2 separate regions of the Homo sapiens genome follow, and region 2 is linked to region 1. Evidence: chromatin loops called from intact Hi-C (ENCODE). Cell type or tissue: chondrocyte. All regions are shown on one strand. Each heading gives the region's core, and the rest is flanking DNA. Links, peaks and the distances in the headings are about the cores only.

Region 1 (11,994 bases), core at 1-2,500:
GGCGTTAAGTTTAATTACCAATGTTCCATTAGGAACATTTTCTAGTAATCTCACCTTATAAATGGTTCTGTCAAAAGCTGGGGCATTGTCATTGGCATCCAGTACTGTGATGAGTAACTGAACGGTGCCAGTCAACTCGGGTTTGCCTCCATCAGTGGCTGTGAGCACTAAAAAAATCTCCGGAGCTTCTTCTCTGTCTAAAGATTTCCGTAATATAAGCCCAAGACCTTTTACCAGCTCGTCATCAGGTGGTTTTTCCAGAGAAAAGTATTCATTTGGGCTCAGTCTGTAAGTGAGCAGGGCGTTCTCCCCGATATCTGCATCCGAGGCGCCCTCTAGTGGAAACCGAGAGTCAAGCGGCCTGGATTCCGCGATGGACAGGTTCTTTTGTGTTGCTGGGAACACCGGCGGGTTATCGTTAATGTCCCTCACCTCCACGTCCACATGGAAAACCTGCAGCGGCCTGTCTACGATCACCTCCAGGTGGATGCTGCACTCCGCGCTCCGCCGGCACAGCTCCTCCCGGTCGATCCGAGAATTCACAAACAAAATGCCATTCTGCAGATTTACCTCCAGAAGGCCTCCGCGGCCCTTGGACGCCACCCGGAACAGGCGCGGCACCAGCTCCGCCAGCTCCAGTCCCAGGTCCTGCGCGATGCGGCCCACGAAGGTGCCGTGTTTGGCCTCCTCGGAGACCGAGTAGTGGAGCTGACCGTTCCCTGCCTCCCAGGCTGCGAGGAGAAGAAGTAAGAGCAGCAGACGCCGGGATTCCTGGCCGCTTCCCCAGGAAAACTCCATCTTTAGTGCACAGTATTTTGTTCTGATTAAATATCGTTTCTCAAAGTCAAGGGAAATCTTTTAATCGGTCAGTCAAGTGCAGCTGCATCCTCCATATTTCAGACTCCAAAGAGTGTATATGGTTCCTTCCAGTAAGAATAGAAGGAATTTTCCCTTCTTCCTCCTTCTCTCATGTATTTTGTGGTAAAGAGCGACATCATGTGGCTCCAAACCGTAAGTAGCAATTGTGGAAACCCCCACACACTCTACTGTAAACTACTTGGTTTTATTTATTATTTCAGTCGTTTCGGAGAATAGGAATACATTTTGTACTACTGTGGTACACATTGTACCACTGATTGATTGAGTGTGGTCCTTAGTTTCGCCATAGGGGCAACTTTTACTTCAGTAGAAATAATTTTTTCAACACAGGTTTTAAGTATTACAGAGACCTAACTATACACTTTGTAAACATGTAACTGTAAACTGTTGATTAGAAAAATTCATTACAGATTCCTGTGTTCCCAAGAATTCCAGGGTTTTTTTTTATTAATGATAACACCCTCTTCACCCTAGTATTTCTGGTGTTGTTGACTTGAGGGGACTGGTCTCTAGGGAACTTCTGGTGCCAAGAACAAGCTATTGACAGGGAAATTTGCAGATGTTTTATAAAAGGATCAAAGACCATCAGCATTTAATTAGATGTCTTCCTTGAGTCATGTCAGGGCTGAAAGTGCAAGGAAGCAGGAAGTTATAGCAAATAGCTTGCATGGAAAAGCATTCCAAATAATTTTATTCATTGGAACTCATTTGCTCCCATGAGAAACGCTGGTATTCTCATTTTGACTCTTACAGTTTATAAGTACTTGCTTGTTCTCCAGTATGTAATGTGCCTAAGCTTCTATTTTCTCCTATAGTGCTTATATATTTTAGCCAAACTGAATATTTCCTGCTTCCAATAGCTTTTTTTAATAAACAAGCATGTTCATTTTGTCCTGTCTATAAGTAATCCACATCATTTCTAAACTCTTCTAAAGCCAATTTACCCCATTTTATAACCACTTAAAACTTCCCTGACCCATGAAGAATGTCATGATCAAACCAATTGAACAGGTATTTTTTCTTCTTTTACAAACTGCAGCACCAGGGTGGAATCGCGTGGGCCATTTATTACATTAATTTATCTCTTATAAGCATTTGAGTATGTGTGTCCTTTTTTGGAATATATATTTTAAAGGGAATAGTTGTATCTTAATTGTTTAATAGCTCAGAGGGACTTACCTAATATTTCCTAAATATTTACCCTGCAGAAAATGTTTGCTTCCTTCCATTGCCTAATAAAATGCATTAATTTAAGGTGATCGCATATCTAGTTGGGAAAATGTGGTGTTTCAATAGCCTCTATGATTTTCTAAAGATACAAAAAAAGTCTCTAGACATTTCCCCAATTAAGATGTATTTCAAGTTCAATGTTGAAAACTTGGGTTTTAGCTTAATTTTTATTCTAATTCTTGGTAATCATGATCTTTGAATCATCCTGGGTATTAATGGGGAATGAAGACTTCCCAATAAATAAACCACAATACATTTTCTTACATAAAGAAATTTAATATATAAAGACATAATGGTAGCCATTTAAAAACTTTCCTTGCCTCCTATATCCATAAAGTTATTTTCATCCTGTTTGTCTAAACAAAAAATCAATCTAGTGAAAATAGCTTTACGCTCCCTCTCTATTGAAGAACTACACTCACACAAACACACACACACAAAAACCAAAACAACAACAAAAAACCCACCAAATTTCTGAATCAAACAGAAACCAGAGTACTTTCACTATGTGGGGACCCAAACTATATTTTTACAAAATGATCATTGACATCAAGCACATTGGAAAAAAGGAGGAAGAATTCCATTTTCACCCATTTCATTTGTAATATTTTCATTTACCAGGTATTTTAATGTACAGATGGGGAATGCAGCAGAATAGAAAACAATGTTTATTTGGTAGCTATTCAATATTTATTTGGCATAGCATCAGTACATCTGTGAAGTGAAAATTCCAAAGTCTTCAAAATGTCTTTGCCAAGAGTCTTGTTAGACAATAGTTTCAAGAGGCAAGCTGGATTTGAAGATTGAAGTTCCATATCTGGGAAGACAAGTACTTTGGCTGACTCTATTATATTCAAGAAGCTGATAACAGAACTAAATTTTTAAAATACTGACCTGAGATGGACACACTATGGCTACTACTTCATGGACAAGGGAGCAACAAAGGATAGTGCCAAAAAAGGAAATAAAGAAAATGGAAGTGAGGGGAAGGAGAGGAGTCAAGAAAAATATCTATTTTACGTGTTAGACCTCCCACACTGTCAATGAGTATTAACCAGGTTTCAGTTGGTTACTATTTCTCTCCAGTGGTAGGGAAACTTAAATGGGAGTCCAACTAATTGCTAGAGGAGATAACCAAATATGTAGGGGTAGTGATTAGAAAAAAGTCTACCTTCAATTTCATTTGGTTCTGGTTATTTGGAGTTTTCTACTTATTGCATGGCACACATTAATAGGCAGGATGCTATTCAGAGAAGTTAACCAGTAATAACATTATAACATTGGCTTATCAAACTTATTTCATATTAGCATCCTTAGTATGGTATGCAAAAGACACTAATGAATAAAAAGTTTTGCTAGTAGGGATAGTTTTAAAATTAGATACCATAATTATTTTCAAGATATTGTTCAGATTGAAAATTATTTTTAACAAGATTTAAAACATTCTTTTAAAATGAATATATAAATATACTATACAACTATTAAATTTTCACTTCATATTGATATTTTAGTTATTAGTAATAAATTTTAACATATAATACAGTAGTATTATTAAAGTAGTATTAAATAAAGTAGTGATAAACTAAAGATGAACAAAGATGCAATTCTAAATGCAATTGTTATTCTCGATTTTTTTCCCAACTGGGAAATCAAGAAACAATAAACGGTATTGCCAAATTAGAGCACAAGGCCTAAAATGAATCATATTCAAGTAAAAAATAAGGATTGAGACTCCAAACAAGTGAATAAGAGAATAAAAGAGGTTCCATAAAAGACAACAGGTGTAATGATCTAATTTTTGAAACTGAAGGTGGAAAAGCATAATCAATAGGGAGTTATAAGCATTAGGTGAACTCATAAAATGAGCAAGTAACATTTGTACTAACAGGTAGTAGGAAGTCCAAATGAAAAGTGGCAAAAGATATTGAAGAAGCATTGTATAGGGATAAGTATAAAACAAGTCGAAGTCAGATTCTCTAAATAATGCAATTCATCTAAGAAAAAATATTTGTCTTATACCCAGGCATTTAGCAATAAAATAATTCTACTACTGCACCTAATAACAAAACAAAATTACAAGTGTGGATATCATAACTTACTGCTGATTTGGTTCAAAAATTAGCAACAAAAATCTTACCGTTTTAACCACAAAACCACAAAACTGGAAAAGTCTAATTATGAATCACATAATTCATACTTAACTATTAATGTATTTCCAGAGGAGTGGAAACATTGAGGAATGAAAAACAAAGACATTTTGGAAAGAATAAATAAAAATTACTCACTTTGGCTGAGAGATCAACGTCCACATCCTGTTTCTCCTCTCTATCCCGGCTAATTGGACAAGGAGGAAGGCTAGGGCTAAAAGCCATGAGGTCGGTCTTGGGCAACCCCTCTCCAGAGCACACCCTCTGCTGCCTCTGCTGCGAGTATGACCAGCTCCCCACCGCGCTGGAGCACACCAGCGTGGGCTTGCCCGGCCCACAGTCGCCTTCGGTTGGCGGCGCGGAGCACCGCAGAGCAGTATATAGCAGCAGTGTGAGCACCAACAGACTGGACACCGCGCAGATGGCGACGATCAAGTACACGTTGACATCCACCAGTGCAGCTTCCGGGCCCGTGGCGCCAGCGGACGCCTGGGACGAGGCCTTGGGTGCCTGGCCACTCTCCACCAGCGACACCAGCACAGTGGCCGTGGCGGTCAATGAGGGTTCACCGTGGTCCTTCACCAGCACCAGTAGGCGATGGCGCGGGGCGTCCACCTCGTCCAGGGCACGGGTCGTGCTGATCTCTCCCGTGTACAGCCCCACGCGAAACGGGATGCGCGCACCGCCGGTCCCAGGCTGCAGCTCATACGAAAGCCACGCGTTGTAGCCTGAGTCTGCATCCACTGCGCGCACCTTCGCTACCACGTGGCCCGCACCCACTGACCGCGGCACCAGCTCGCTCACTGCGCCACCGATGCCACCCACCCGAGGCATCAGCAGTGCCGGCGCGTTGTCGTTCTCGTCCAGCACGAACACCTGCAGCGTCACGTTGCTGCCCAGAGGCGGCACGCCCGCATCGCGCGCACTCACCTGGAACTGCAGCAGCTCTAGCTCCTCGTGGTCCAGCGGCTGCAGCGCGTACACCTTGCCGCTCTCCGCGTGTACCGACACGTAGCTCGACAGCGCGCGCTCCCCCACCCGCCGTTCCACCAGCGAGTAGGACACCAGGGCGTTCTCCTGCGCGTCCGCGTCCCGCGCAGACACCGTGAAGATGTGGCAGCCCGGCGGGTTGTTCTCCTTCACGAACACCGTGTACTCGGACTGCGAGAATGCCGGCGCATTGTCGTTCACGTCGGCCACCTCCACGGACACGCTGGCCGTGGCCCACAGTGAAGGCGAGCCCCCGTCCCGAGCAGTCACCACCAGCTCATAGGCCGACACGCTCTCGCGGTCCAGAGGGCTGTCCAGCACCAATGAGTAGTAATTCTTGAAGGTGGACACCAGCTTGAAGGGGACGTGGGGCGTCAGCGAGCAGGTGACCTGTCCATTGACTCCTGAGTCGCGGTCGGACACGCTGATCAGAGCGATGACTGTGCTAAGTGGAGAGTCTTCTAATACAGGTAAAGATAGTGATTGAATAACTAACTCAGGTACATTATCATTGATGTCCACAATTTCGAGTAGAACTGTGCAGTGATCTGACATTGGGGGATTTCCTTTATCCGTGGCTTCTACCTGGATTTCATATGACTTACTTTCCTCGAAATCTATGTTACCCTTTACACTGATTTGTCCATTGACTGGATCTAAATGGAATTTTGACAGAATATCTGCTGACATGTCCGTATTGAAAGAATACGCGATATCCTTATTTACTCCTTCATCCAAATCGGTGGCGTTAACGGTCACCACTAGGGTACCATTTGGTGCATTTTCGAGTAATCTGACTTTATAGATCGTCCTCTCAAACGCTGGGGCGTTGTCGTTTACATCTAAAACAGTGATCTTTAGTTGAGTCGTGCCAGTGAGCTCTGGTTTCCCACCATCAATTGCTGTTATTAGTAAATAATGCTTAGGAGTGTCCTCTCGATTTAAATTTTTTTTCAACACGAGTCCAAGGGATTTAATTTCCTCATCATTTCTTTTAACGTCCAAGGTAAAATATTCAGTGGAATCAAGACTGTAAGTCAACAACGAATTTGTTCCGATATCTGCATCTGATGCGCCCTCTAGCGAAAACCGAGAGCCAGGCTGTCGGGATTCGGAAATAAACAGATTCTTTACAGCCATTGGAAAAACTGGCGCGTTGTCATTAATGTCCTTCACTTCCACCTCCACATGGAAAACCTGCAGCGGCCTGTCCACGATCACCTCCAGGTGGATGCTGCACTCCGCGCTCCGCCCGCACAGTTCCTCGCGGTCTATCCGAGAATTCACAAACAAAATGCCATTCTGCAGATTTACCTCCAGAAGGTCCCCGTGTCTTTTGGACGCCACCCGGAACAGGCGCGGCACCAGCTCCGCCAGCTCCAGCCCCAGGTCCTGCGCGATGCGGCCCACGAAGGTGCCATGCTTGGCCTCCTCAGAGACGGAGTAGTGGAGCTGGCCGCTCCCCACCTCCGAGGCTGCGAGGAGCAGAAGAGAAAGCAGCAGGCACTGGGCTCCAGGATCTTCTCGCCAGGAGAACAACATTGCAAGTATTTTCCAAATATTAGATTGCCTTTACATTGATCCAAAGTTTAAAAATAATTCGAGTTCCTTATCTTCATTTCTTAAACTCCTCGGTGTTAAATTTTAGAGAGGATGAAGCAAAGCAGTATCTGAATACGTAATGCACGCTGTTATTTCTTTTGTGGAGAAAGACCTTGTGGTGGACAGCGACATCATGTGGCTAAACGTGTAAGTATTAAATATGTAAACGTATCTTCTTTTCCTTGTATGTCGTTTGAACTTTCCCAAAATTTCTAGTTTCAATTGTAATATCCTTCGGTCACTCCTCAAAGTCCTTATATTTTATCTAAATATTTCCTTAGAACTTTTATACTAATTCACTATCAATTGTGCTAATTCATGACATACACTAAAATATTGTGATTCCTGTTTTAACAGTGGACATCTATTGGAAATATTTCCCATGTGACAGCCACTTTTCTATTTGTCTTAATGGAATTATCCCGTTAAATTATCACAATCCTCTGAAATAAGTTTTAATATTATTCGCTTTTTATAAACACATAGAGGTTAAGTAAAACGATATTATCTCTTGGTACGATGGGATTTCAATCTGATTCAAGACAACTTACCATTAACCTCTTTACCACCCAAGTTACATTTTATAGAAAAATCAGATCCTTTCAGATTTATGATCATCAAAACATTGAGATGTTGAAGTATTTAAAAGTGTGTGTGTGCTGTATATATTAAAACATACATATATCTACTTTTATGTTATTACAGCAACTGTTAATTTCTTAAAATATGTACATTTATGGTTTTTTAAATTTGTAGAATGTCTGTAATTCCCTCCCATGCCCCTTTTTCAAGAACTATAGCCTCATCAACTGTCTTGACTGTAACTTACATAAAGATTTCAGAAGTCGGTCCTTTACAGAGAAATTCAAACAGGAAATTTGTTTCCTATTGTGGGAATGTGATTTGTATATTTGTTACACTCACATCACATCAATTAAGAATATATTAGGTTTAATTTTTCCACACTCTTTATGTATTTGAATTTACCTGTATATACTAAAATGTTAACAATATAAAGTAATTACGTTTTTGATGATCTCCACTCCTGATGAATTTCTAGATTCCAGTTTTTTTAAAAGTTGTTACTTGAAAGAATTGATTATTTAACTAAACAGTGAAGGGAGAAAAGTAACCTAGGAACATAAGCCAGTATTTACTCAACATATTTAACACTAAGCAATAAAACATTCTAAAGATATCTGTGAATTCAATGAGAAGCATGAATTCTCGCCGCATTTGGAAGTGGGGCAAAGAAAATTTATGGAAAGAGGTCAAATTTAGAGAAATAAAATAATGTACAAATTTTTGCTTATACCCAGACCATTTAAAAATGAAATCAAACATGTGATTTAAATATTTAGGGGAAAAGTTTTCATTTCAGCTTTTGTTTCCTGTGTATTCATGAAATGGAAGCCAGGACTGCAACTTACTCAGATTTTATCATTCATATTTAGAATAGGATAAATTATCAATTGTTGTTTTCATGAATAAATAAATTAATATTTTGAATTAACTTTTTCAAGCAAGATAAATAAAAATGTAAGTTAATGATATTTGTTAATATCAAACTTACATAATTTCTAAATGATTATATTGTGCTATATTATGAAGAAGTAAGTAAACATTTAAGCATTATTTCTGAAAAGCATGGACCTAAGAAATAATTATAGCTATTAATATTCCAGTTACCACTTTGCTGAATTTTTAAAGATGGTAGCTAGTTTGAAAATAAGAGATAAATTTAAAATTTTTAAACTTCATGGACTTCATAGTAATGAGATGCCTTTGACAACTTATTGTAATACTGCACTTTTCAGTACCTTTAAGAGTTATACTAATTGCAAAATGGAATGTCACATGAGAATTTATAGCAGAGTAGACTCCATACTGATTATTAAGAGATAAAGGTAATATTAAAGGAACTATGAGTTTAGAAGATTGAGCCATTTTGTAGATAAAGTATCAGTGAATAATTTCTACTACCACCTAGATGTCACTTAGACAACCAAGAAAAAATGTAAATAAGAATGTTTTGAAAAAACTTATAGAGCAACAGATTGTGACTCCTGGAGATTTGGATATATGTGAATATAATTTTAGAAGCTTATCATTTACCTATGGTAGAAACATAGTGGTCAAGTATTACTTGGAAATGGATATTCTGACCTAACTATGAAATGGCTAAAGGTAAGATCACTAGTGGAAGTTATTTCTATGATTTATCAATATGCACATATATTTAGAATAAACAGCAAATAACTAAGAACTAAATAGTAGAGGACCGTTTAAGACAGTTATTTTATTGCAATACATCTGCCTTTGGTTGGAAAAGCTAAAAAAGTTCTTTCCAAGTGTAACATTTACTTGTCGAGTTCAGTGTTATAATTACCCAAAATAAATGTTTCAAGTGAAAATGTAGTCATCCAAGACCAGGCCTCATCTTTTGGAAAAATTCCAATTTCATTAGGAATATGGATGCTTCCAGGTAAAATTGAGTGAGCTCACATTAATGGAAAATGTATTCCCACGCATAGAATTAGATGCCAGAAAAAAGTAGTCAATCTCTGCAGTGGGAGGCCTGCACACATTGGCCTAATGATAATGATACTGAAAGGATGATTTATCAACCATTAACATAAAGACTGGGTAGTCTCCACTTAAATGAAGAAAAAGTCCCACCACCTGAAAAACCCCAGTGTGATTTTTAAATGTTAATATTTTCAAATTAAACAAAATTGAGAGGGTCTCTTTTCTCAATACTCTCTATTTTTGCCTGATAACTCAAAAATGTTATCAGTGTGAAATCTTTATACCAAATAATGGGTTATTTTACTTATAAAAAACATACTTAAGATTAGCAGTTATTCCTAAGTGCTGTCATTTTGTTGTAACAACCTGTGCTACATACTTTTGGAAATTCTGGTGTTAAAATATCCACTCAGGCTGCTTTCAAATACAAATAAAAAGACCAGGTGCAGTGGCTCACTCCTGTAATCCCAGCACTTTGGGAGGCCTAGGAGGGTGGATCACTTGAGGCCAGGAGTTTGAGACCAGCCTGGCCAACATTTAGTTGAGACCAACCCCGTCTCTACTAAAAATAAAAAATTTAAAAAAGAAAATAGCCGGGCGTGGTGGTGGGCGCCTGTAATCCCAGTTACTAAGGAGGCTGAGGCAAGACAATCACTTGAACCCGGGTGGCAGAGGTTATAGTGAGCTGAGATCACACCACTGCACTCCAGCCTAGGTGACAGAGCAAGACTGTCTCAACAAAAACAAACAAACAAAAAAAAAATGTAGCTTATTAACTATTGCATAGACAAGGGCATTGTTGATCCAAAGAACAATCTAAGAAATGTCCAGGATATAGGTTATTCCAAACACTATCCGACAGATTGGATAGACAGTGTCAGTTGAAAATACGTATTATATAATCAAATTCTTTAATTTCTTCCGATTGTGATTTTCAATTTTTAAGAGAGAAAATATTTATGGGAAATGTTTAATTTACAAATTTTGCTGAGGTGTTTTTCAGTGTTTCATGGTCTATTACTTATGACTTAATGATGGAAGTGCCAAAATGTAAAAATAAGAAAACAGTTATGTAGATTGTTTAAATAAATTGTTCAGTAAATGCAATAAATTGATCTCTAATTCATATTCAAAATCGCACGGTAGGATGATATAAAATAAATGAAGAACTATGAATCTAAATAACTAGTAGAAATCATATAGAATTTTTTAAAAAGAACAATTTTAGAATTGGCAAGAAAAAGTAAAAGACTCACCTTTCCTACGTATTCTGATTCTGAGAGCTGTTTCTCTTCTGCGGAGTCTGGACCTTGAGATAAGCTAGGGCTGAAGGCCATGAGGTCCGTCTTGGGGGGGTCCTCCCCAGAGCACACCCTCTGCCGCCTCTGCTGCGAGTAAGACCAGCTCCCCACGGCGCTGGAGCACACCAGCGTGGGCTTTCCTGGCGCGCGCGCACCCTCGGTGGGTGGCACCGAGCACCGCAGCGCAGTGTACAGCAGCACCGTGAGCACCAACAGGCTGGATACCGCGCAGATGGCGATGATCAGGTACACGTTGACATCCACCAGCGTAGCCTCTGAGCCCGCGGCGCCCACCCACGCCCGCGACGAGGCCTTGGGTGCCTGGCCACTTTCCACCAACGACACTAACACGGTGGCCGTGGCTGTCAACGCTGGTTCGCCGTGGTCCTTCACCAGCACGAGTAGGCGGTGTCGAGGGGAGTCAGCCTCGTCTAGGGCACGTGTCGTGCTGATCTCACCCGTGTATAGCCCCACGCGGAACGGGATGCGAGCGCTGCCAGTACCCAGCTGAAGCTCGTACGAAAGCCACGCGTTGTAGCCTGAGTCAGCGTCCACTGCGCGCACCTTCGCCACCACGTGCCCTGCACCCACCGACCACGGCACCAGCTCACTCACTGCGCCAGCAGCGGTGCCAGCCCTAGGCGCCAACAGTGCCGGCGCGTTGTCGTTCTCGTCCAGCACGAACACCTGCAGCGTCACGTTGCTGCCCAGAGGCGGCACGCCCGCATCCCGCGCGCTCACCTGGAACTGCAGCAGCTCCACTTCCTCGTGGTCCAGCGGCTGCAGCGCGTACACCTTGCCGCTCTCCGCGTGCACCGAAACGTAGCTCGACAACGCGCGCTCGCCCACCCGCCGCTCCACCAGCGAGTAGGACACCAGCGCGTTCTCCTGCGCGTCCGCATCCCACGCTGACACCGTGAAGATGTGGCAGCCCGGCGGGTTGTTCTCCTTCACGAATACTGTGTACTCAGGCTGTGCGAACGCCGGCGCGTTGTCGTTCACGTCGGCCACCTCGATGGACACGCTGGTGGTGGCCCACAGTGAAGGCGAGCCCCCGTCCCGTGCGGTCACCACCAGCTCATAGGCTGACACGCTCTCGCGGTCCAGGGCGCTGTCCAGCACCAACGAGTAGTAATTCTTGAAGGTGGACACCAGCTTGAAAGGGACGTGGGGCGTCAGGGAGCAGGTGACATGTCCATTCGTACCAGAGTCGCGATCCGACACCGTGATGAGAGCAATGACAGTGCCCAGGGAAGCGTTCTCTGAGATGGGAAGTGAGAGAGACGTTATTGAGACTTCTGGTGTGTTATCATTGA
Region 2 (11,994 bases), core at 8,208-10,707, 69 kb before region 1:
AAGATATTTTTCATGGGATATATGAGAGGGGAACACTGATGTGCCTAGAGGACAAAAAAGTAGAGACAATCAAAACAGTTTAAAAAAAGAAAGAAAGAAAAGTGCACTTAAAAAAAGCATTTATGTGAAAAGTTATGGGGCTCTTTAAAATAATATCTTGTGGGTATATGTATACATTAAACTAAAAATTTTTTAAATTTAAGATTACGATTAGCCTCATTAAAACAAACATTTTCTAAATGTTTAAGTTCTCACAACGTGAGGAATTTTTTGTAAATGCTCAATTGCAAGATAAATACTTAGAACTATTAAGAATACAACAGAAACAAAATATTCTTGTTTTGCACATTTCATTATGGTTTGTGAGTTAAGATTTCACTCTGAAGGATAATCCAACACATAATGTCCACAGCAGAGTTGTTAAATTCGATAACAACTAGCAAAATTAAAATTAAAGTAAAGAATAATTTGAAATTGGCAGGAAAGATGTCTTAAACAAACAACTGCAAGGAAGGCTAAAGTGTTTACTAAGACAATTTTTTAAAATATAAGCTTACCTCTTTCAAGCATTCTGAGTCCTCCTCCCTCTGGCCTGTTCCCTCTGCAGAACCCAGACAAGGAGGAAGGCTGGGACTGAAGGCCATGAGGTCCGTCTTATGCGGGCCCTCCCCAGAGCACACCCTCGGCCGCCTCTGCTGCGAGTACGACCAACTCCCTGCCGCGCTGGAGCACACTAGAGTGGGCTTGCCCGGCGCGCACGCGCCCTCGGTGGGCGGTGCCGAGCACCGCAGCGCAGTATACAGCAGCAACGTGAGCACCAACAGGCTGGACACCGCGCAGATGGCAATGATCAAGTAAACATTGACATCCACCAGCGCCGCTTCTGGACCCACAGCGCCTGCCGACGCCCTCGACGAAGCCTGTGGCGCTTGGCCGCTCTCCACCAGCGACAACAGCACCGTTGCCGTGGCCGTCAGCGCGGGCTCACCGTGGTCCTTCACCAGCACCAGAAGGCGGTGGTGCGGCGCGTCCACCTCGTCCAGAGGGCGCGTCGTGCTGATCTCGCCAGTGTACAGCCCCACGCGGAACGGGATGCGCGCGCCGACCGCCGCCAGCTGCAATTCATACGAAAGCCACGCATTGTAGCCCGAATCGGCGTCCACCGCGCGCACCTTCGCCACCACGTGGCCTGCACCCACCGACCGCGGCATCAGCTCGCTCACTGTGCCTCCCGCGCTGCCAGCCCCGGGCGTCAGCAGCGCCGGAGCGTTGTCGTTCTCGTCCAGCACGAACACCTGCAGCGTCACGTTGCTGCCCAGAGGCGGCACGCCAGAGTCGCGCGCGCTCACCTGGAACTGCAACAGCTCCAGCTCCTCGTGGTCCAACGGCTGCAGCGCGTACACCTTGCCGCTCTCCGCGTGCACCGACACGTAGCTCGACAGCGCACGCTCGCCCACCCGCCGCTCCACCAGCGAGTAGGAGACCAGCGCGTTCTCCTGTGCGTCCGCGTCCTGAGCAGACACCGTGAAGATGTGGCAGCCCGGCGGATTGTTTTCCTTCACGAACACCGTGTACTCGGGCTGCGCGAACGCCGGCGCGTTGTCGTTCACGTCGGCCACCCCCACCGACACGCTGGCCGTGGCCCACAGCGAAGGCGAGCCCCCGTCCCGCGCGGTCACCACCAGTTCATAGGCTGATACGCTCTCGCGGTCCAGGGCGCTGTCCAGCACTAATGAGTAGTAGTTCTTGTAGGTGGACACCAGCTTGAAGGGGACATGCGGCGTCAAGGTGCAGGTGACCTGTCCATTTGAGCCAGAGTCACGATCGGACACACTGATTAGGGCAATAATGGCGCTAGGCTGAGTGTCTTCTCTGATGGGGAGTGACAAAGAAGTGATGGTAACCTCTGGGGCGTTATCATTTACATCTAGTACTTCCACCAAAAGGGTACAATGACCCGCCATTGGAATATTTCCTTTGTCAACTGCCTCCACGGATATTTCATATAATTTCTTTTCTTCGAAATCTAGTTTGCCTTTTGTCCTAATTTCTCCATTGTTCGGATTTATGGTAAATGCATATACCACTGCAGGCCATACAGGCCTTCTAAATGAGTAAACTATATCTCCATTTGTACCATCATCAGGATCTGTGGCATTTAGCTTGATCACTAATGTTCCATTGAAGGCGTTCTCTAACACCGTCACTTTATAAACGGATTGGTAAAATTCCGGGGCGTTGTCATTCACGTCCAGAATCGTGATGAGCAGCTGAACTGTGCCAGTCAGCTCGGGTTTACCTCCATCACTGGCTGTCAGTAATAAACTATGTTCCTGAATTTCCTCTCTGTCCAGTGTTTTCCTCAGTACAAGTGATAATGAAGACATTTGCTCAAGACTGTTTTGTGCGTCCAAAGTGAAATAATCGTTGGGATCCAGTCGGTAGGTCAATGCCGAGTTTACTCCAATATCTGCATCGGATGCGCCATCTAGTGGAAATCGAGTTTCCGGAGGTCTAGATTCTGCAATGATTATTCGTTTCTTGCTTTCAGGGAATATGGGCGGGTTGTCGTTAATGTCCCTCACCTTCACCTCCACATGGAAAACCTGCAGAGGCCTGTCCACGATCACCTCCAGGTGGATGCTGCACTCCGCGCTCCGCCCACACAGCTCCTCGCGGTCGATCCGAGAATTCACAAACAAAATGCCATTCTGCAGATTTACCTCCAGAAGGTCCCCGTGTCTTTTGGACGCCACCCGGAACAGGCGCGGCACCAGCTCCGCCAGCTCCAGCCCCAGGTCCTGAGCGATGCGGCCCACGAAGGTGCCGTGTTTTGCTTCCTCGGGGACGGAGTAGTGGAGCTGGCCACTACCCGTCTCCCAGGCTGCGAGGATCAGAAGCCAGAGCAGTAGTTGCCGCGGTCTTGGGCCTCCTTGCCAGGAAGACAGCATGGTACACTCCAAAAACCTCAGAGCTATCTGCAATATATACAACGCCTTACCTCAAACTGTCTCTCAAGGCCCAATTTTTATGGCTTCCTAGTGCGGAAGGATTCGCAAGAGGTATTCCGCTTTCTGCTATATTTTCTGCAGGAAGAAAGAAACGGCGGCTTTCTTCGCGGAAACGTTCTCAGTGAAGAGCGACACCATGCGCATGAACGTGTAAGTGTAAGTATGACTCAGTCTTCATATTTTCCATTGATGTAGTATTTTTTTGCCCCTTGCATTTCCTGACATTTTCACTGCAAATATGTAATTGAAGATTAAATGTTTACCTTCCCAGAAACAGCAAATCACTGCATTCTGCTCAACATTTTATATTAGCTGACAATTGGTTGATGAGTTTCATTTTGCCACAAATTTATTTTTCCATGTGTAAGAATTCCATGCAGAACTTTAAGACAAAGAATATTCGACACTCGTTTTGGGACAATTGATCGGTAGTTCTGCATAGTCATGTAGGTTTTTGTGGTACTGTCCTCTTCCTGTAATATTTTTCAAGACCTCCTCACACAACAGCCATTGACTCCAAAAGGAAACATAACAATCACATAAGAATAAAATCGGTGAAGGTGAAAAATATTGGTAACTGATATATCAGATTTTGAATAAGCACATCATATTAATAAATTTCCCTCAATGTGACTTGAGATGTAGATAAGATATTTATATTCAAAAGAAAGTGTTCAGTCAATATGTGTGGGATTTTGTATGTGAGTGTGTGTATGTGCATAAACACAATAATTTAGCCACAACAATGCTCTAAGGTTTTGGATTCTGTTTTTATAAAATATGCCTGGAACTAATATCCTATTGATTTAATAGAATTTAACTTACCGCCGCCGGCTGCAATTCATACGAAAGCCACGCATTGTAGCCCGAATCGGCGTCCTGGTTAAATAGAATTTAACCAGGAGGTTAAAGTTTCCATTTTCTCTCTCCATCTTACTTCATCATCACTGAGTAAAACCTTGCCGTCATTTAAATTGACTTTAATTTTCCAAGAAACAACAGCTAGACAAAGATGTTAACATATCTTTAGCAAGGAAAAGAGGAAGAGGATCTTACTTTTATCTATTGTTATAACTATCTCTACCAAGCCACAAAATCCCAGGCCAAATGGTGTAATGAAAAATATATCATAGCTCCAATAATTATCTGGCCTGTTCTGTGCACAACTCTATAGGAAATGACTGTTGGGTTTATTTCCATAGCTCTGCTCTCCTCTGAAAATTTAGGCAGAGTATTTGGTATTCTCTTACCCTCATCATCCTCTCCTGCTCCATTACTTTTACTAACATAGTATTTCTCTTCTAATTCTTTCTATCTGGCCCTACATTTCTTTATTTACCTCTTCACATAATTAGACTACATAGTCAACCATTTAAAATATGCCCTTCCAGACACTCTAGAGTCATTCACCTATTTATATTACTCCTCTAACATTCTTTTTAGCCTCCAACACGCAGTTACACTGACAATCCATTTTCTCTATGCTTCCTATTAAGCTGCTCAACATTGTCACTTAACCATGACTATTCTCTTCAAATTTACTCTCACCTTTACCTCAGTTGGGCTCTCAAGTGAATTGATAATTAACTCCTCCCTCTTGCTTACAGAGATTCTTCCATATTCTCTTTCCTCTCTTCTCAAATTCTCAACCTCATTTCCATCAGTTCACTTTCAGATGATTCACACATTGAGAGATGTGACCAAACAGAAATTCAATTGCTCTCTTCTTGTGTCATTTTTCCTTATATTATCTGTTTTCATTTTCTACTAGTTGTAAGGAAAAACTGTTCCCGCTTTTAAGGTCAACCATATGCTCTTAAAAATTATTTTCTATTCTCTCATGGTTTTCATCTAAATTCACCTGCTGCCTGTCTTATTTTTAGTATCTTATTTTTTACTTGTTTCTTTCACTCACACTATGAAGATAGTCAAACTTCTTTAACTAAAATATGTATACATACACACACGCACATACACTAATTTAAATGTTCTACTTCTGGTGGAAAACCTCTTCTGTTTATCTTTTTCCCTTCATGTTTAACTTCTAACATATACTTGATATATTGCACTTTGAGCTTTATTTCAGCTTCCTGTTGTCTATCCTTCTATGATTTTAAGCCTACTATAATAGGTTGAATTGTGGTCCCCAAAAAGTTATGCCCACATCTTAATCCCTGGAACTTGTGGATTTTACTTTATATGGTGAATAATATGATTAAGTTAAGGATCTTGAAAGGAGTTTATCCTGGATTATCCAGATGGGCCCTAAATACAATCACATGTACCTTTGTAAAACCAACACATAGAGAGAGACATGGAGAGGAGGAGGCAATGTGACCATGAAAGCTGAGAAGGCTGAGATGGGAGTGGTACAGCCACAAGCCAGGGAACACCAACAGCCAATAGAAACTGGAAGAAACAAAAACCAGATTCTTCCCTGGGGCCTCCAAAGAGAGTATAGCCTTGACAACACCTTGATTTTGGACTTCTGGTCTCCAATACTGAGAAATAATAAACTTTTGCTGTTTTACAGCACCCAGTTTGTGTTCGTTTGTTATAGCAGCCACAGGAAGCGACACACTTACCCACCTAAGTACCTGGACACATTGTTTTTCACTTTTCAATGTCTGTCTTGGCAATTTTATTCTTTCATGGATTATTTTTTTCTCTAAAGGAGTTGTTCCCAAAATCTATATCAATAATCTCTTCTGAGATCCAGACCCATATTTCCAATCACAACGGTATTCTCTTAGGACTTCAAAGTAACATTTTCTTAAATGTTCATCTCCATTCCCTACCTGCTCAAATACACACAAACTGTTTCTCCAACCTTGTTCTGCAGGTTGGTTAATGGCAATGTCATCTTCTCAGCTGAACAAACTAAAAAAGTGAGAGTCAACTTCTACTTTTGTTTTTCTCTTATCATTTGTATTGAGTCTGTCATTATCTGGCTGCTTCTACTTTGCCAGTGCCTCTTGTATATGTCTTTTTCAATTCATTTCTACTGCCATAATTTAAGTCTCCATTACTTGATACCTAATTTATTAAAAAAGAAATAGCTTTCCTGCCTTCACAATCTCCCCTGCTCTAATCCTTCAATTACACCATATACTGTGCAGTTGTTCCTACTTATCTCTCTTAACACTTTCTTGGTAAAATGTTGTCTATCTTTCAAGACACTCTTCAATAAAACATTATCTGATTTCTAGGGCATACTCTCATTTCTAAGATAGAGGGGAATGTCCAGGTAATACATTTCAATACCATATATTTATTTAAAATTATTGATTGAAGCTGGGAGTGGTGGAGCCTGCCTGTAGTCTCAGCTACTTGAAAGGCTGAAATGGAGGATCAGTTGAACCCAGAAGTTCTAGTCCAGCCTGTGCAACATAGCAAGACCCCCATATGTTTTTAAAAAGTGATTGAACATATACTATATTCCAGATCCTAAACTAAAGATATGTAAGAAAGTAGATATAAGGCTGGAAATTTTAATGCCTTTACTACCAGGCTGGGGTATGTAAGACTTTATTCCCTGGTTAAAGAGAAGCCTCTGGATATTTTTGTAGAAATAGAAAGTTAAAATATGTAAAATGCACATTAGAAGATTCACTTGGTAATAGGCACAGGGCAGTGGTATACTATGATAAGTTTGGGATCATCTGAAACTGGTTTGAGCCACAGTTGGTTACCAACTGTACTGTATCGTACAGATGGTTAAATATTTTTAAATTGAGAAATGATTTTATTATATTTCATGTAAATAAGAATAGTACAGTATCTATTCCTACTTGAAATAAAGAAGATATTTTGTGAGCAATGAAGAAAATCATTCATCATATGTCAGACATATCATTTATATTATTGTGATAATACCTGGAATATAATGTGAAAATGTCTAGATTGTACTGAAATTAGAATAGTGATCAAGAAGGCTATTTTAAAAGCCTAAGCACGTGAGGAAGAGTTAAAGAATCCATTAATGGGATCTAGGAACTCTTTGTACCATTCTTGCAACTTACCTGTAATCTTGAAATTATGAACAAATTAAATTTTTAAGTTATCAAACATCTGGCCACTTTTTAATCTAATATACTGTTTTTTTCAAGGTTCATCAGTCATATAAAATATTATAGAAAAAGAAAAATATTAAGTGTGGTGCTCCATGGCCTCCATTGTACCTACATATTTCCTTCATTAATGTTAGACAAATACATAAAAGTTCAAAATGAGTAAGAATGACCAAGAAAGATGAGACATTCGATAGTTTAAAGGATAGAATCATAAAGAAAAATGAGAGAATGTAGTTATAACCTAAACGGAAGTTCTTCAAGGAAACAAATATATCTAAATAATATTAATAACTTACTTCACTGGGAGGATTTAAACAATCTTCTCGAGACAGCTGAAGGCTTGGGCTGAAGGCCATGAGGTCCGTCTTGGGCGGGCTCTCTGCAGAGCACACCCTCTGCCTCCTCTGCTGCGAGTAAGACCAACTCCCCACGGCGCTGGAGCACACCAGCGTGGGCTTGCCCGGCGCGCACCGGCTCACGGTGGGCGGCGCTGAGCAACGCAGCGCAGTGTACAGCAGCAGCGTGAGCACCAGCAGGCTGGACACCGCACAGATGGCGATGATGAGGTACACGTTAATATCCACCAGAGCCGCTTCGGGATCCACAGCGCCCACTGAGGCCCGCGACGACGTCTTTGGGGCCTGGCCGTTCTCCACCAGCGACACCAGCACCGTGGCCGTGGACGTCAGCGCGGGCTCACCGTGGTCCTTCACCAGCACCAGCAGGCGGTGGCGCGGAGCGTCCGCCTCATCCAGGATGCGTGTCGTGCTGATCTCGCCAGTGTACAGCCCCACGTGGAACGGGATGTGCGCGCCGACCGCCGCCGGTTGCAACTCGTAGGACAGCCAAGCGTTATAGCCGGAGTCAGCGTCCACCGCGCGCACTTTCGCCACCACGTGGCCCGCACCCACCGACCGCGGTACCAACTCGCTAACTGCGCCTCCTGCGCTGCCAGCCGGAGTCGCCAGCAGTGCCGGCGCGTTGTCGTTCTCGTCCAGCACGAACACCTGCAGCGTCACGTTGCTGCCCAGAGGCGGCACGCCGGCGTCGCGCGCGCTCACCTGGAACTGCAGCAGCTCCAGCTCCTCGTGGTCTAGCGGCTGCAGCGCGTACACCTTGCCGCTCTCCGCGTGCACCGACACGTAGCTCGACAGTGCGTGCTCGCCCACCCGCCGCTCCACCAGCGAGTAGGACACCAGCGCGTTCTTCTGCGCGTCCGCGTCCCATGCCGACACCGTGAAGATGTGGCAGCCCGGCGGGTTGTTCTCCTTCACGAACACTGTGTACTCGGGCTGCGCGAACGCAGGCGCATTGTCGTTCACGTCGGCCACCTCCACGGACACTCTAGCCGTGGCCCACAGCGAAGGCGAGCCCCCATCCCGCGCAGTCACCACCAGCTCATAGGCCGACACGCTCTCGCGGTCCAGGGCGCTGTCCAGCACCAACGAGTAGTAATTCTTGTAGGTGGACACCAGCTTGAAGGGAACATGAGGTGTCAGTGAGCAGATGACCTGTCCATTGGCTCCAGAGTCACGATCCGACACGCTAATCAGGGCAATGACGGTACCCACCTGAGCATCCTCTTGCACAGGGAGCGACAGTGAAGTAACCATTACTTCAGGGACATTGTCATTCACGTCCAGAACTTCCACCAGGACCATGCTGTGACCTGCCATGGAAGGAATCCCTTTATCAATGGCGTTAACCTGAATTTCATAGGCATTATTCTCTTCAAAATCCAGTTCACCATAAATTCTAATTTCACCTGTGTCTGGATTTATTGAAAACATACATTTCTCACTCACTGGCAAAATCATTTTGATCCCATAGGAAATTTCTCCATTAAGTCCTTCGTCTGGATCGGAAGCATTTAGTTGGATCACTCTTGTGTCGTTTTGGACATTTTCAGACAACACTACTTTATAGCTGGGCTTATCAAACGCCGGACCATTGTCATTCACATCCAGGACGGTTATTTGAATCTGGACAGACCCTGTTAGTTCTGGTTTACCGCCATCGATTACCATCAGCAATAAATTGAGTTTTGGCGTTTGCTCTCTGTCCAATAACTTCCGAAGAACTAATTCAGGCAATATACTTTTATCTTTTTTTGTTTTTATTTTAAGCTCAAAATTCTCATTTAGACTTAACGCATAGGTCAAAAGAGAGTTTACGCCGATATCCGCATCAGAAGCGCCCTCTAGAGGAAAATGAGAGTCCAGAGGCGCAGATTCAGAAACAGGTACCTTTTGTTCCCTTTCTCTGAACACCGGCGGGTTGTCGTTAATGTCCTTCACCTCCACGTCCACATGGAAAACCTGCAGCGGCCTGTCCACGATCACCTCCAGGTGGATACTGCACTCCGCGCTCCGCCCGCACAGCTTCTCGCGGTCGATCCGAGAATTCACAAACAAAATGCCATTCTGCAGATTTACCTCCAGAAGGTCCCCGTGTCTTTTGGACGCCACCCGGAACAGGCGCGGCACCAGCTCCGCCAGCTCCAGCCCCAGGTCCTGAGCGATGCGGCCCACGAAGGTGCCGTGTTTGGCCTCCTCGTAGACGGAGTAGTGGAGCTGGCCGCTCCCCACCTCCCAGGCTGCAAGGAGCAGAAGCGAGAGCAGCAGACGCTGGGATCCCGGGCCTCTTGGTCCGATAATCACCATTGCAGAAAATGAGGGCCTCTGAGTTGGGACAATCAGTTTTAAGGGATCGCTTGCCTGAGGTATTTTATGAGCAGTCACCCTTTTCTGTAAGTACATATTTAGTAAATTTTTTCCAGCATCACAGTCATTATGGAGTCGATCCTATTCCGTGAATGATTGGAATGTGGGTGCGGAGAAAAAAATTTTCCTGTTTCACCTTCTGAGTGTAGAGCGACATCATGTGACTGATTATGTAAGTACAAGAAAGATCCTGAGGTTCTTTTCGGTTTAGCCACTTCCTGGGTCACTCTTAATTCTAATGTTTCGACTTTGGGTTATTTTTCACGGATCATTTATAAATGCGGGTTTAGTTAATATACATGATATTAGTAACAAAACATCAACAATTTTATTACGCTGTAGCTTAAAAATGTTTTCTGCTTCAAAGTAGAAATCTTTCAAATACAGTAGGCCAGAACCTACACTTTATCATGGAAAATGATATACAGAATAATATACAGCACCCCTCCCCTTATATAGCTTACAATTCCGCTGTTTCAATAACTTTTAACCTTCACAAGCACTCCATCGTAAGATTTTAGAGAAAGTTAGGAATTTGTATTTAACAAAGGATAAGAAACTAAAATATGTCTAATACCAAACAATATTTCATTTATATAAATTGTCTTATTCATAAATCTGATGAAAGTTAGAATTCATCATAAATATGGAGAGCGTTATTGTTTGGTTCCTTGATGCTTGAATGTGATAACTTTTCACATAACTGCTCTCATTTCCATAACATGTTAAAACAAATCTCAGGAATAGATTCTGGAAAGTTTTACTCTAGCAAAAGTAAAGCACTTTAATGTAAAATGTTTAGTTGAAGCCTCCAAATTTCACACTATCCCAAAGCAACAATGGAGCACTAAAATGCGAAAGATCTCTTAAAGGGTTTTGGAGCCTAATCTCATTGACTAAAGTCAAGAGAATGTGAACTTGATATCAACCTTTTGCTTTTTCTCTAAATCTTCCCCTACAGGTCATTTAGTAGTTAGGACATGCTTCTCTTCAGAAAATCAGAATGGTGACTGTTATGCAAGGGGGCATCAAAAGACCTTTCATGAGTTTATTCATTAATTCAAGATCAGCTTTAAGAGAAAAAAACAGATAAGATCCTACAACTCATTGTGAACAAGTACACATAGATTTTGTAAGTCTATTAATACTCAAGTCAAAATCTTTAAACCAATAATTTGTTGCCATTCATTCCTACTGCATATAATAATAAAGGCAACTGAAATATGACACCTTTACAACACCAGGAAAGAGTAACCAAGAATGGCTCTACAAGTATAAGATAACTTAAATAAACTATAAAACGTTAAGTAATTAAAAACATATTTGAATTTTGATGTCATCAGGCTAATTATTTAAATTGTCTAATATCATCACCAAGTTTCTTTCCTATTTTTCATTTTCAAAAGTGGTCAATGTACCATACATGCTAAGGAACTTTAATTTTAAAAAATAGGCTGGGCTCAGTGACTTACACCTGTAATCCCAGCACTTTGGGAGGCTGAGGCAGGCAGATCACCTGAGGTCAGGAGTTCAAGACCAGCCTGGCCAACATGGTGAAAACCCATCTCTACTAAAAATACAAAAATTAGCCAGGAGTGGTGGTGCATGCCTGTAGTCCCAGCTTCTCGGAAAGCTGAGGCAGGAGAATTGCTTGAACATGGGAGGTGGAGATTGCAGTGAGCTGAGATTGCGCCACTGCACACCAGCCTGGGTGATAGAGCAAGACTCTATCTCAAAAAGAAACAAATAATAATAGTGTGTTATGTAGTTCTCACATACTCTTTGACCTAAACAAATTGTTAAGCCAATAGGAACATCTAAGTTTAGCTTAATACTTAAACAACCAAACTAGAAAATAAATTGAAATTATAATTTTATACCATAGAATGCAATCTTGGCATTAAGTATAAAAGACACAACTTTGCAGAAATCAGTCCAAGTAATTTGAATTATCTAAAATGCAAATTTGTTATTTATGTGATATAAAATAATAATTTACAAAATTTTAACCTGTACTGAAAACATTCCCAAGTCTTTAAAAGATCTTCAGTTATTCCAAAAATTTCATCTGGAGATGAGTAATGTATGCCCTATCTAATATTCACCTTTATTATATTTATAAAGTTTCATAAGTGGTATGATGGTTTAATCACTTTTGAGTCTGAAATATTTTATATTTTTATATTG

What was found. A loop is a pair of places that touch in the nucleus more often than their neighbours do. Peaks named below come from ENCODE experiments on the same cell type or tissue, not always from the same donor. Only the 100,000 strongest peaks of a DNase experiment are listed, where the experiment ranks them.
Region 2: a loop joins it to region 1, with 6 times the contacts of the local background. A loop is called at or near these places in 4 of 110 quality-filtered maps.

What each region holds. Positions count from the first base shown.
Region 1 is chr5:140,795,992-140,807,985 of GRCh38, reverse strand. The region is part of intron 1 of PCDHA1 (protocadherin alpha 1); the gene reads right to left. It overlaps PCDHA2 (protocadherin alpha 2), which reads right to left. Exons shown (of 4, transcript NM_018905.3): 1 at 10,634-11,994. PCDHA3 (protocadherin alpha 3) reads right to left here and starts at 6,929. Exons shown (of 4, transcript NM_018906.3): 1 at 4,395-6,929. The coding sequence starts at 6,788. It overlaps PCDHA4 (protocadherin alpha 4), which reads right to left and starts at 918. Exons shown (of 4, transcript NM_018907.4): 1 at 1-918. The coding sequence starts at 798. It also overlaps PCDHA@. In chondrocyte, for the core only: CTCF peaks have their summits at 336 (motif pointing left), 689 and 1,017; DNase peaks (open chromatin) are centred at 379 and 665.
Region 2 is chr5:140,873,226-140,885,219 of GRCh38, reverse strand. All of the region lies in intron 1 of PCDHA1 (protocadherin alpha 1), which reads right to left. The region is part of intron 1 of PCDHA2 (protocadherin alpha 2); the gene reads right to left. All of the region lies in intron 1 of PCDHA3 (protocadherin alpha 3), which reads right to left. The region is part of intron 1 of PCDHA4 (protocadherin alpha 4); the gene reads right to left. It also overlaps PCDHA5, PCDHA6, PCDHA7, PCDHA8, PCDHA9 and PCDHA10, and 5 more genes. RefSeq lists an enhancer at 877-1,461. In chondrocyte, for the core only: CTCF peaks have their summits at 9,295 (motif pointing left) and 9,958; a DNase peak (open chromatin) is centred at 9,672.